Regions from separate parts of the Homo sapiens genome. Here region 1 is linked to region 2. Evidence: read pairs that join two places in POLR2A ChIA-PET (ENCODE). Cell type or tissue: A673. All regions are shown on one strand.

What was found. ChIA-PET counts read pairs that join two places held together with the same protein. Peaks named below come from ENCODE experiments on the same cell type or tissue, not always from the same donor. Only the 100,000 strongest peaks of a DNase experiment are listed, where the experiment ranks them.
Region 1: POLR2A ChIA-PET joins it to region 2 with 6 read pairs; 3 of 35 experiments call an interaction of 5 or more read pairs at or near these places.

The regions. Positions count from the first base shown.
Region 1 is chr10:103,835,558-103,840,557 of GRCh38, reverse strand. All of the region lies in intron 1 of SH3PXD2A (SH3 and PX domains 2A), which reads left to right. Among named protein-coding and RNA genes, the nearest start is that of SH3PXD2A, 18 kb to the left of the region's middle. RefSeq lists an enhancer at 4,791-5,000. In A673, no CTCF peak of the experiment used is centred here; a DNase peak (open chromatin) is centred at 2,521; H3K27ac peaks cover 3,854 bases.
Region 2 is chr10:103,894,020-103,899,019 of GRCh38, reverse strand. STN1 (STN1 subunit of CST complex) reads left to right here. Exons shown (of 10, transcript NM_024928.5): 6 at 20-143; 7 at 1,301-1,472. Among named protein-coding and RNA genes, the nearest start is that of STN1, 22 kb to the left of the region's middle. In A673, no CTCF peak of the experiment used is centred here; no DNase peak of the experiment used is centred here.

The DNA of each region.
Region 1 (5,000 bases), 58 kb after region 2:
GGTGGCTGTCTGTAGACCTTACGTTCAGGACACTTGTCATTAGGTGTTAACAAGTGTCAGGGTGAGGGAACAAAAGCCACGGGTGGCCAGTATGAGCAGTTTCTCTTTCTTCTCCCAGACAGGAAAAACCATTTGTTTCTGGAACCTGACACTGCAGGGGGTGGGCTTGGTGTATGTGGCCGCCTTCCTGGGCCATTTACAAGTGCAGCACATGGGTCTGGGGAGGGGGCTGGGCCGGGGTGGCGATGTGTTTATTGGTGGAAGCTAGATTAGGGTGTCTGGCAAGATGTTTTTGACACCTAGACCATTCCACTCAGTGAAACCCAACAGGTGGCCAGGCTGTTGCTTTAGCTGGAAGCGGGGCAACCTCCCCGCCCTGCCCTGTTCAGTTTATTGTTGGAATGAGATGGGTCCTAACCAGTCCTTCCTCTCTTCCCTGGCCCCAAAATAAACAGCAGCTGTTGTTGGCGCCATCATTTCTGCCTCTGCCAGTCTGTCAGCAGCGCTGGGCTCTTGCCTGGCCTTGCCCTTTTTGATTTGATGGCACTGGGCGTTGGGAGCCCTTTACCTTTGCCCTACGGAGCCTGCCCTGCTGACCAGCTGGTGTGCCCTAACATGCCCTCTCCCAGGCCTGGTGGCTGCCCACTGGCACTGTCCTCTCCGGCCCTGTAGTGAGGCATGTGTGCATGGCGGTTGCAAACTCGGACTCCAGAATCTGACATCCATTTGCCCCCTGGTTCGGCTGCTTAGTTGGTGACTTTGGGGAGGTAGTTTAATGCTGAGCCTCAATTTCCTTCTCTGTAAGGGCAGCTGTTAGTATCTGTATCATGGGATGTTGTGGAGATTATGTTGAGGCAGCCAGTGGGAGGCCGACTGCCTGACGGGAATCCCAGCCTTGCCACTCAGGGGCTGCGTGGCCTCTGGGGAGGGGCTGCGTGGCCTTGGGGGTGGGGCTGTGTGGGCTTGGGGGAGGGGCTGTGTGGCCTTGGGGGAGGGGCTGCAGCTTTCTGCACCTCGGTTTTCTCATCTGTAAAACGTTGATAATAAAAGCATCTCTCAGGCTGGTGATGAGGATGGCACGGGTTAATTAACGTAAAACAGAAAACACTCAAAACACTGCCAGGCACAGAGCAAGAGCTCAGTGACTGGAATAGCATATGCTCTCCGTCAGAGAAGGCGGAGCATCCCCTGAAAGAATCCTTCGCATGTGCATGTTCAGAGCTGACACAATTGCTGTTCTCCTGACCTGACTTTTGGGTCTGTACTACCGAGCTAATTTGCTTGGCCTCGTGTCGAACCTGTGATTAGAACTTCCACTTCAGGGTGTAGGGGTGTTGGTGGAACTAGTGATGAAGGAGGCTGGAGGCATGAAAAAAGAGAGTTGGGATTTCTATTCTACTTGCTAGTGGTTCTGCTGATGTAATGTAAGAAATGGAAAGAAGATTATGTCCACAGCCAAGGGCCGCCTTCAGAGCTGGTGAGCAGATCCCACGCGGGGTTGACCATTTATCTGTGCTGATGTGCACGCCCCAAGACGTTCTTCTAGGTCTGTATGTATGTTGATGTTCTGGACACCCTCCCTGTGGGCTGGCAGCTGGGGCCAGCTCATTTTGGCCTCTTCCTGGCTCTGTGCTCTGGGAAACTCTTGCTGTCTTTGGCTTTTCCTTGCTTTTTCTCTCCATTTTGGAAAGATTGTACTGGGAACCCCCATTAGAACATCCAAATGGAAAAATCTTTATTCTCAAAAAGAAAAAAAAGTCATTGGCCCTGATTGTGTTGGGCCACAGTGCCAGATGCCGCCGTGGGCACACCGATGCCTGGTAAAGATCCCCCACTTAGGACCGAGCTGTTACACGGTCTCCCCAGGAGCCTGGTCCTGTAGGAGAGGTGGCTGCCTGTGCTGTTTTGCCTCCCTGGCCTTTGGCAGTCCTTGTCCAAGGAGAGAGGGCAATGGTAGCTCCATTCCCAACATTTGGGGTGCTGCCTTCTGACACATTAGTGAAGAGAATGGTCTGAACCTTAGAGAGGAAAGCAGCAAAGTAGTTCAGAGAGGGGGTTCTGAAACCAGACTGCCTGAGTTCAAATTTCAGCTGTGCCATTTATTGCTGTGTGGCCTTGGGTGAGTCACTTACCCCCTCAGTGCTTGGATTTCCTCTTCCGTTAATATGAGGATAATAGTACCTTCCCCATAGGGTCGTTAGGAGGATTAAATGCCGATGATGGCAAAAGCCCTGCTAAGGTGCCTGGTGCAGAGTTAGTGCTCCATGTTGCTGCCATGATTTGCACCCACACCGCAGGTGAGTCTGCTTCCCATCAGCCCAGAGCCCCTGGGGCCTGACAGGTATATATTTAGAGCCCTTGAGAGGGCCACATGGTGTTTGTGACAGAGGTGTCTTGGATGGAACCTGTGGCATGTTCTAGAGGAAGGGCGAGTGTAAAGATTCAGGCCAGCAGGGGATTTCCTAGCTGAGTTCTGTGAGGAGTCCTTCACCCTGGGGGCTCAGTTTCCGCAGCTAACCATGCCCATGCCTCCCTTGTTGGTTGGCTGCAGAATCAGAGACACCATGAGGCATCCGGTAGTCACTTTCCTTCACGGTGGCTGTTCAAACAGCTGTGAGGCTTGGCGAGGGCCCCAAGAGGCGGCTCAGTGGGCTCTGGCCTTTCCCACTCTTTCCTGCACTCTCCTCTCGAGAGCAGCCCTGAGTTGTGCAGGGCTGTGGGTGCAGCAGGTGACGGTGTCTTCTGCAGGTACTGTGTGTGTCCTAGTTTGCAGAGCTCCTCACATCCACAACTTCTCTGAGGGGTGCTGCTGGGAAGTGCTACAGTTCTCCTGCCTATTTCACAGACAAGGAAAGGCTCAGAGAGGGTCCGTGACTCCTGGAAATATGGTGGGCACTGTTGATGCCTGCCCCACGTCCCCTGGGCTCACCTGAGTTCACCTGCAGTGCCCCAGCTGTGGCATCCAGCACACTGACAGCTCCCCACCTCACCTGTCTGTGTGAGCACTCCCTCCTGGGCCATGGCCCCAGGGAAGCTTGCTCTGCCCAAGTGGGTGCACCTGAGAAAGACTTGGGGAAGGTAGGGGGCTAATTGTCATCCCTGGAACCCACCCTCAAGTGGTGGGGAATGGGAGTTATCAGCCTGGATCCAAGGCCTTGTCTTAGGGTCGGCTTCAGGAAGAACCCAACTAGGATAGCAAACTTCTCCTGCTAGCAAGTGGTAGAGCTAGGACTGAAAACCTCTGTCTGGGACTCCCAGGTCCCCACACCAGGCTGCCTGTCCGGTGGTGCCTGTCTGGAGGTTTATGGGTTTCTCGTTAGAGAGGAGTCAGATAAGAAACTTGTTTGATGAGGTCTTCTTGATAATAAGAGGGCAATTTCCTGAGTAGGTAAAAGAATAGAGGGCTGAAGAATACTTGATAAGTACAACAGCTTCTAGGGGCCCACCAGGGAGGAGCTCAGTCAGTGCAAACACGATAGGCGGGCCTTGGAAACAAGGGAACCCGGCCTTATGTAGACTTGCCTCAGGAAACAAACGAGAGACTTAGGGATAATAGAAATCTAATATCTTCATCCGTCACTCATCAGGCTGGGAGGAGCAGCATCAGTAAGTGTCTAAGGAAACGGAGAGGGGCTGCCGGCTCCTGTGCCCAGGTGCAAGGTGACATATATGAGCAAGACGCTCTGCTTGTTTGTAGTAAAATTCCCTCTGTAAAATCGGGCTAGTTGGCAGAGCATTGGACATTATGAACATGAAAGCTTCTTGTGATGGTGTTTCAAATTGTGGAGACACTAGTGTGTTTTTAGAGATGGTGAGAACATCTTTAAGAAAACAAAGGGAGAAAAGAAGGGGTGTGTGTGTGTGTGTGTGTGTGTACATGTCTGTGAGTGTGGAGTGTGTGTGCACTCGTGTGTTGGGGAATGTTGCATGTGTATGGACATGTCTGTGTGGGGGTTTGAGTGTGGACTGTGTGTGTTGGATGTGTTGTGTGTGTATGGATGTGTCTGTATATGAGTTTGAAGGTGGAATGTGTGTATTGGGGGATGTGCTGTGTGTGTATGGATGTGTCTGTGTGTGAGTTTGTGGAGTGTGTGTGTTAGGGGATGTGTTATGTGTGTATGGATGTGTCTGTGTGTGGGTTTGAGTGTGGAATGTGTGTGTTGGGGATGTATTGTGTGTGTATGGACATGTCTGTGTGTAGCTGTGAGTGCAGTGTGTGTGTGCATGTGTGTGCTGGAGGATGTGTGTGTGTGTAATAAAAGCTGTTGGCATATTCCTGGGGCAATCTTTTATCCTTGAGAGCCCCCTATGATCAGGCTAGGGGGTCCAAGAATACTTAGATTTTAGTATAAAAGGGTCTCATAGATCTTTGCATATACTTACAATAACCACCTTTGATCTTTTCCTCCATTGCCTCTTTGGTGCCAGGCAGGTGCCCATAGACCTCATTTCATGCTCTCAAAAGAGACTGTGTTTCTCCCCTTTATAGATAAGGGGCCTGAGAATCAGAAAGGCTGAGTCACTCACTCAAGGTAACACAACTAGGAAGACGCGGTACTGGGATTTGACCAGCCTTTAGTCCATCCTTTGCTGGTTCCTCGTCCAGTGAAGGGGGAGCTTGGTGAGATTCAGCCAAGCCTTTGCTCATGCTGAAAGGGGCCTCCCTCTCCACTTGGGGCACTTGCTCTAGAAACGTGATTTCTGGCTTCAGTGAAGGCCAAGGAGGAAGTATAGGGAGCAGAAGGCTCTGAGGCCTGGCTGCATGAACTATAGAGTGGTGCAGGTGTGCTGTGAGGACCTGCTTCAGGGAAAAGTTGTTGTGACCCAGAGGAGGGTAGAGCTGCACGGGAGACTGGAAAATCAGCGAAGACTTGGTGAGGGGTTGGGGGGGCGGCCAAAAGACCAGGACGTCCTTGAGTTCACCCCCCTGGGCCTCCAGGAGAAGAGACTGTAGAAAATTCTAGCTGGGTAAAGAACTTTATGTCTAGTTTTCATACCCT
Region 2 (5,000 bases):
TTTTCTGGTCACTTGTTAGATAAAGTGGACGACCCAGTGTGGAACATTCAAATTGCAAGGATGCTTGAGCTGCCCACTATCTACAGGAAAGTTTATGACCAGCCTTTTCACAGCTCAGCCCTAGAGAAAGAAGAGGCACTAAGGTAAGTGGTGACTTATCACTGCTGAGCACGTGACCACGGCAGAAAACTGAAGCAGCTGAGCCCAGATGCTGGGATCGGCCTAGGTTCAAATCCCGAATCATCCACCTATGCACTGTGGGGCTCTGGGCAAGCCCTCTAACCCTCTCTATGCTTCAATTTCCTCAACTGTAACATGAAGAGAATAATAGCACAGATGTCCTAGGGTTGTCGTGAGGAAATTATGGGTGTAATTGGAGTCACTGAAGGAGGAGTGGAGGCAGGAGCAGAGAAAAACACTTGGAAGAAATAATAATGCCTGACATTTTTCCAAGTTTGATAAAAACTTTAAACTCACAGATCCAGGAAGCTCAATGAACCCCAAGGCAAGAAACCTGAAGAAAAATGCACCAAGTCACCTCATAATCAAAATATGATACCATAGCACGTCATAATCAAAAACCTGTTTTAAAAAAACCTGCACCGGTCATTCTCAACCAGGGATGATTTTACTTTTTTATAGGGGAGAAAACCCAGGAGGAATGAGAATGTGTGCATATTTGCTAATATGTGCATAAAAGAACTCTGAGAGGAGACACAGAGAACCGGTAACAGCAGCTCCCTCGGGGGTGGGGACCGGAGGATAGGACAGGAAGGGGACAGAAAGGAGACTTTACTGTGTATCCTTTAATGTTTTTTAACATGAATATATTATATATTCAAAAAAGTATATTAAAAGCACAACTATAGACTCATATAAAAAGTGAAAATTCTCCATTTTCCTGTCTCCTGCCTCAGGACCATTCCCCAGAGATTACCAATGTTCATAAGCCAATGTGTGTCTTTTTAAATTAGTTTCTTCTGTGCTTACACAAGCATGAATATTCACCCATAGATTTTGTGGGTTTCCATTTTTTTTATATAAAAATAGGACCATACCTTACATGCTGTTCTGCAGTTTGACTTTTTTCTCCTAATCTGTCATGAATATCTTAGTTCCTGTAGTTCTGCCTCATCATTTTAAACAACCACATGATGTTCCCTGTATATATTACTCTGTATATGAAAAACAAACTCCAATATAGTGTTGCATTTTCTAGCTAATTTTCTGGTTTTTATACACCAAAAAGGAACAAAGGTGATGGTTTTCTGCAGAGCTCTTTAAAACTTTCCCTCCGCAGCAATCCAGGCGCCCTGGACCTCCCCAGTCTCACGAGTTTGCTGAGTGAAAAAGCCAAAGAATTCCTCATGGAGAACAGAGTGCAGAGCTTTTACCAGCAGGAGCTGGAAATGGTGGAGTCTTTGCTGTCCCTTGCCAATCAGCCTGTGATTCACAGTGCCTCCTCCGACCAAGTGAGTGCAGCATGCCCATGTGAGAATTCTGGTTCCCTGCCCCAGATCTGCAACTGCAGGTGTGGGTGAAAGTGACTGTGGCATGAAGATTCACAGAGTTGACCCAGGGAACGGAGGGAATGGTTCTGTCACACATTATTTCTATTCTGGAAAGGTCATTGACTACTAAGAACTTGAAATGAGGCATAAGGCTGGACCTGCCCCTTCTTCCTCCTTACCTAATCTTTTTTTTTTCGGAGACAGAGTCTCACTCTGTCGCCCAGGCTGGTGCTTCTCCTGCCTTGGCCTCACAAGTAACTGGGACCACAGGCATGTGCCATCACGCCTGGCTAACCAAGATAACTTTTTCTAAGAGGAATAAAAAATTAAAGAATAAAAAATTACTTAAGTGTTCCTTGAAATTTTACTTACAAATGAGTCTGAATACAACTCGGTCTTTATTTAAACTCCTAAAACACAATGGGTTAATCTTATTCTGAAAAAGACAGAGCAAGTCATTAAAAACCATGGTTCAAGTTCGCGAATCATTTTGCTGATGAATAAATCATCTTGGATGGATAATTACCTCCTCTCATCTACTTCCCTGTCACTTGGCTTCTGCTGAGATTAAACATCCATCTCAATGAATACTAACAACCTACTACTATGGACCTTAGACTATTATTATTTTTTTCTACTCAAATATTAAGCATAATAAGATTAAGTAACGAGGGGCCAGGCGCAGTGGCTCACGCCTGTAATCCCAGCATTTTGGGAGGTCAAGGTGGGCAGATCACTTGAGGCCAGGAGTTCAAGACCAGCCTAGCCAAAATGGTGAAATCTTGTCTCTACTAAAAATACAAAAATTAGACAGGGTCTCACTCTGGGTGACCCTGACCCCTGACTGTCACCCGGAGTGAGACCTTGTCCCAACAAAAAAAAAAGAAAAAGTTATCTCCATGTTTTTACCCCTAGTTTTATTTGGGTAACTTGTTTTGTTGCTTGGTGTTGACGTATTGCTTGGAATTAAGAATTATTTGAGACATTGATTTTAGGCTTTCCCTTTCATTGCAGTTCTTAGGTTTGTTGTTGTTGTAACGTGACTCATTTATTTACTTTCTTTATCCCACCAGGGAATGATCTCAGCTTAAATGTCCCTCCTTGCCCTCCCTGGCCGTCTAGCTGCTCTGATTGCCACGTGGCCCCTCACCCTTACACCCTGTTTTTGTATCTGACGTCACTGGTCTTTATTTGTTTGCTTGCCTATTCCTCCATCAGAATTTAAGTTCTGTGAGAGCAGAGGACTTGTCTGTCTTATTCTTTGCTCTCTACCCAGGGCCTAGAACGGGGCTGGCATAAAGCAGGTTCTCACTCATTATTTGCTGATTGAAGGAATGAATGATTTTTAAAAATTCAAATTGTCCCACAAAGTGTAAAGGTAAAGGTCAGTTTCTTTCCCATCCTCCCTCTCACTCCCTTTCCCCTGAGACAAGCACCAGTACTAGTGTCTGGAATATCATTCTGGAGATAGTCTGTGCTTGTGTGTACTCTAAGTCACTGTAGCCCCTTCTGTTTCACACAGATGGTAGCATGGCGTAGTATACTATGAGACACCACACTTTTCATTGACGTATGTCTCACAGATTCTTTCCTAGCCGTACATATAGGTTGGCCCCTACAGTCTTTGTCACATGTACCATCATGTATATGACCAGTCTGTCCATTCCTGGACTGTTTAGATGTTTTCTGATCTCTTGCCATCACCAACAAGGCTGCTGTGAACACCCTTGCTAGGTAACATAAGTTCTTGATTTTGGTGGAACAGATACTGAGTCACATCCTGACTTCCTGGGCATGACCACTGCTTCTCAGTTTTGTTTGTGCTCCTAATTATCTCTTCTGGGCAACAGCCTGATGTGCCCAGTGACCCATGGTTTCATACGAGGAGATGAGGGATATCGTTTCAGAAAACACCAAAGTGGAAAGGGTCACGACTGGCTGCTTTGTTCTTTGCCAAGGTTGCTTCTAAACAGTTGCAGCGCTCCAGCTGTCGGCTGACAGCAAGATTGACCTTCTTCCCACTTAATCATTTAGAGGCGGCTCAAAGCCAAATTGACCTCCTAGGACTTCTGATGATTCTATCAGCATGTTTGGATAGAAACTTTAAAGCTTAGCGAAGACCATATTTTTCACATGAAGCCAGCTCTTCCGTGATAGCTATAATTAAGTAGAGAGAGAGACTTAAGGACTCTTTGAGGACTAAAAGACTCCTCCATTCAAAATGATCTGTGGGGAACCTTTGGCATATCTTTTTGAAAATGCTTACAGCAGAAACTTGTGTCTGCCTGGTGCTATATGTTTAAAAAGAATCGAATATGGCACTATATTTGTTTTGTCTTTGGAAACTCTTTTTTCTATCAATTATGAATTAGTCCCTCACATTGCTCTGGTTGGGGAGGTCAGTGTGATTAAACTGAGTTCTGTTTAATAGATTCCTGGGAGACTAAAGGTGCTTTACAATGAGACTGAAACCCTAGATCCTTTGGCACTTTCTGTTGTCATACAGATGAAAGCTTAACAGAAAAAATCATTGTGATGGTGTTATAGTTTAGAGGCAGAGAGAGAGCAGGCTTGAATGTTTCCTCCTTTTTTTCATAGTGGTCCTTCTTAGCAAATCCAGAAACATGATAAGCAGGGCCTGCAAAACCATTGTTTCTTTGACAGCTGGATGAATGTTGAGTTTGTTTGGGAATGAAGACTATATATATTTCAGGGATCCACCCAGTTCCTGACCTGAGATGAGGCGAGGCTTGGTAAAGCTCAGCACGTTTAGCTAGTGACTGTTTTTTTTTGTTTGTTTGGTTTTTTTTTTTTTTTGCCTGTGAGCAATTTCGGTTTCCTAAATCTGATGAGTCTGTCATTGCTTTTTTGAAAAAGACAAGAAAGACACAGATCCCAGTCCAGGAAAAGCTGCTGGCTGGAAGAGACGATTAGTGGCTTTACCCTTGAGACTATGGTCTTTATAACTAGGCCAGGGAAATATGTCCCAGGGTCAGCTGAGGCAAATGTTTTTGGAAAGGAAGCTTCAAGTATTGTTTATATTTACAGAGAGCCATTTCTGTTGAGTCCTTGCTCACAGCTGAAACTGTGTTTTTAATCTCCTAGGCCTAGCATTGTCTCTTCCTGCTGCTTGATCTGACTGAAATCTGGGAGGGGGAACTAGGCTTTTTATATGGTTTGGGGATAACCAAGAGTCATTTTTAAAGACAGGAATAATCATGTAATACTCATCTCTAGTTAGTTTCCAATTTATTTCTATCTTGCTAAGAGATGTAATAAACCTAACCTTTAGGATCCTTATGTTAAATTGACTAAAGAAGATAGATCTCCTTAGAATTATAAAGATTAAGTAGTTATGAAGGTTTGCAAAGGAGTCTATGTTGCACTGATGGTGCATCCCCTAAGAGCACTCATGTATGAAATTAAAAACAGTTTTGCCCTAAGCCTCGTGAATAAAAAGATGTGTGGCTGAGGATTGCTAGGTGTGGT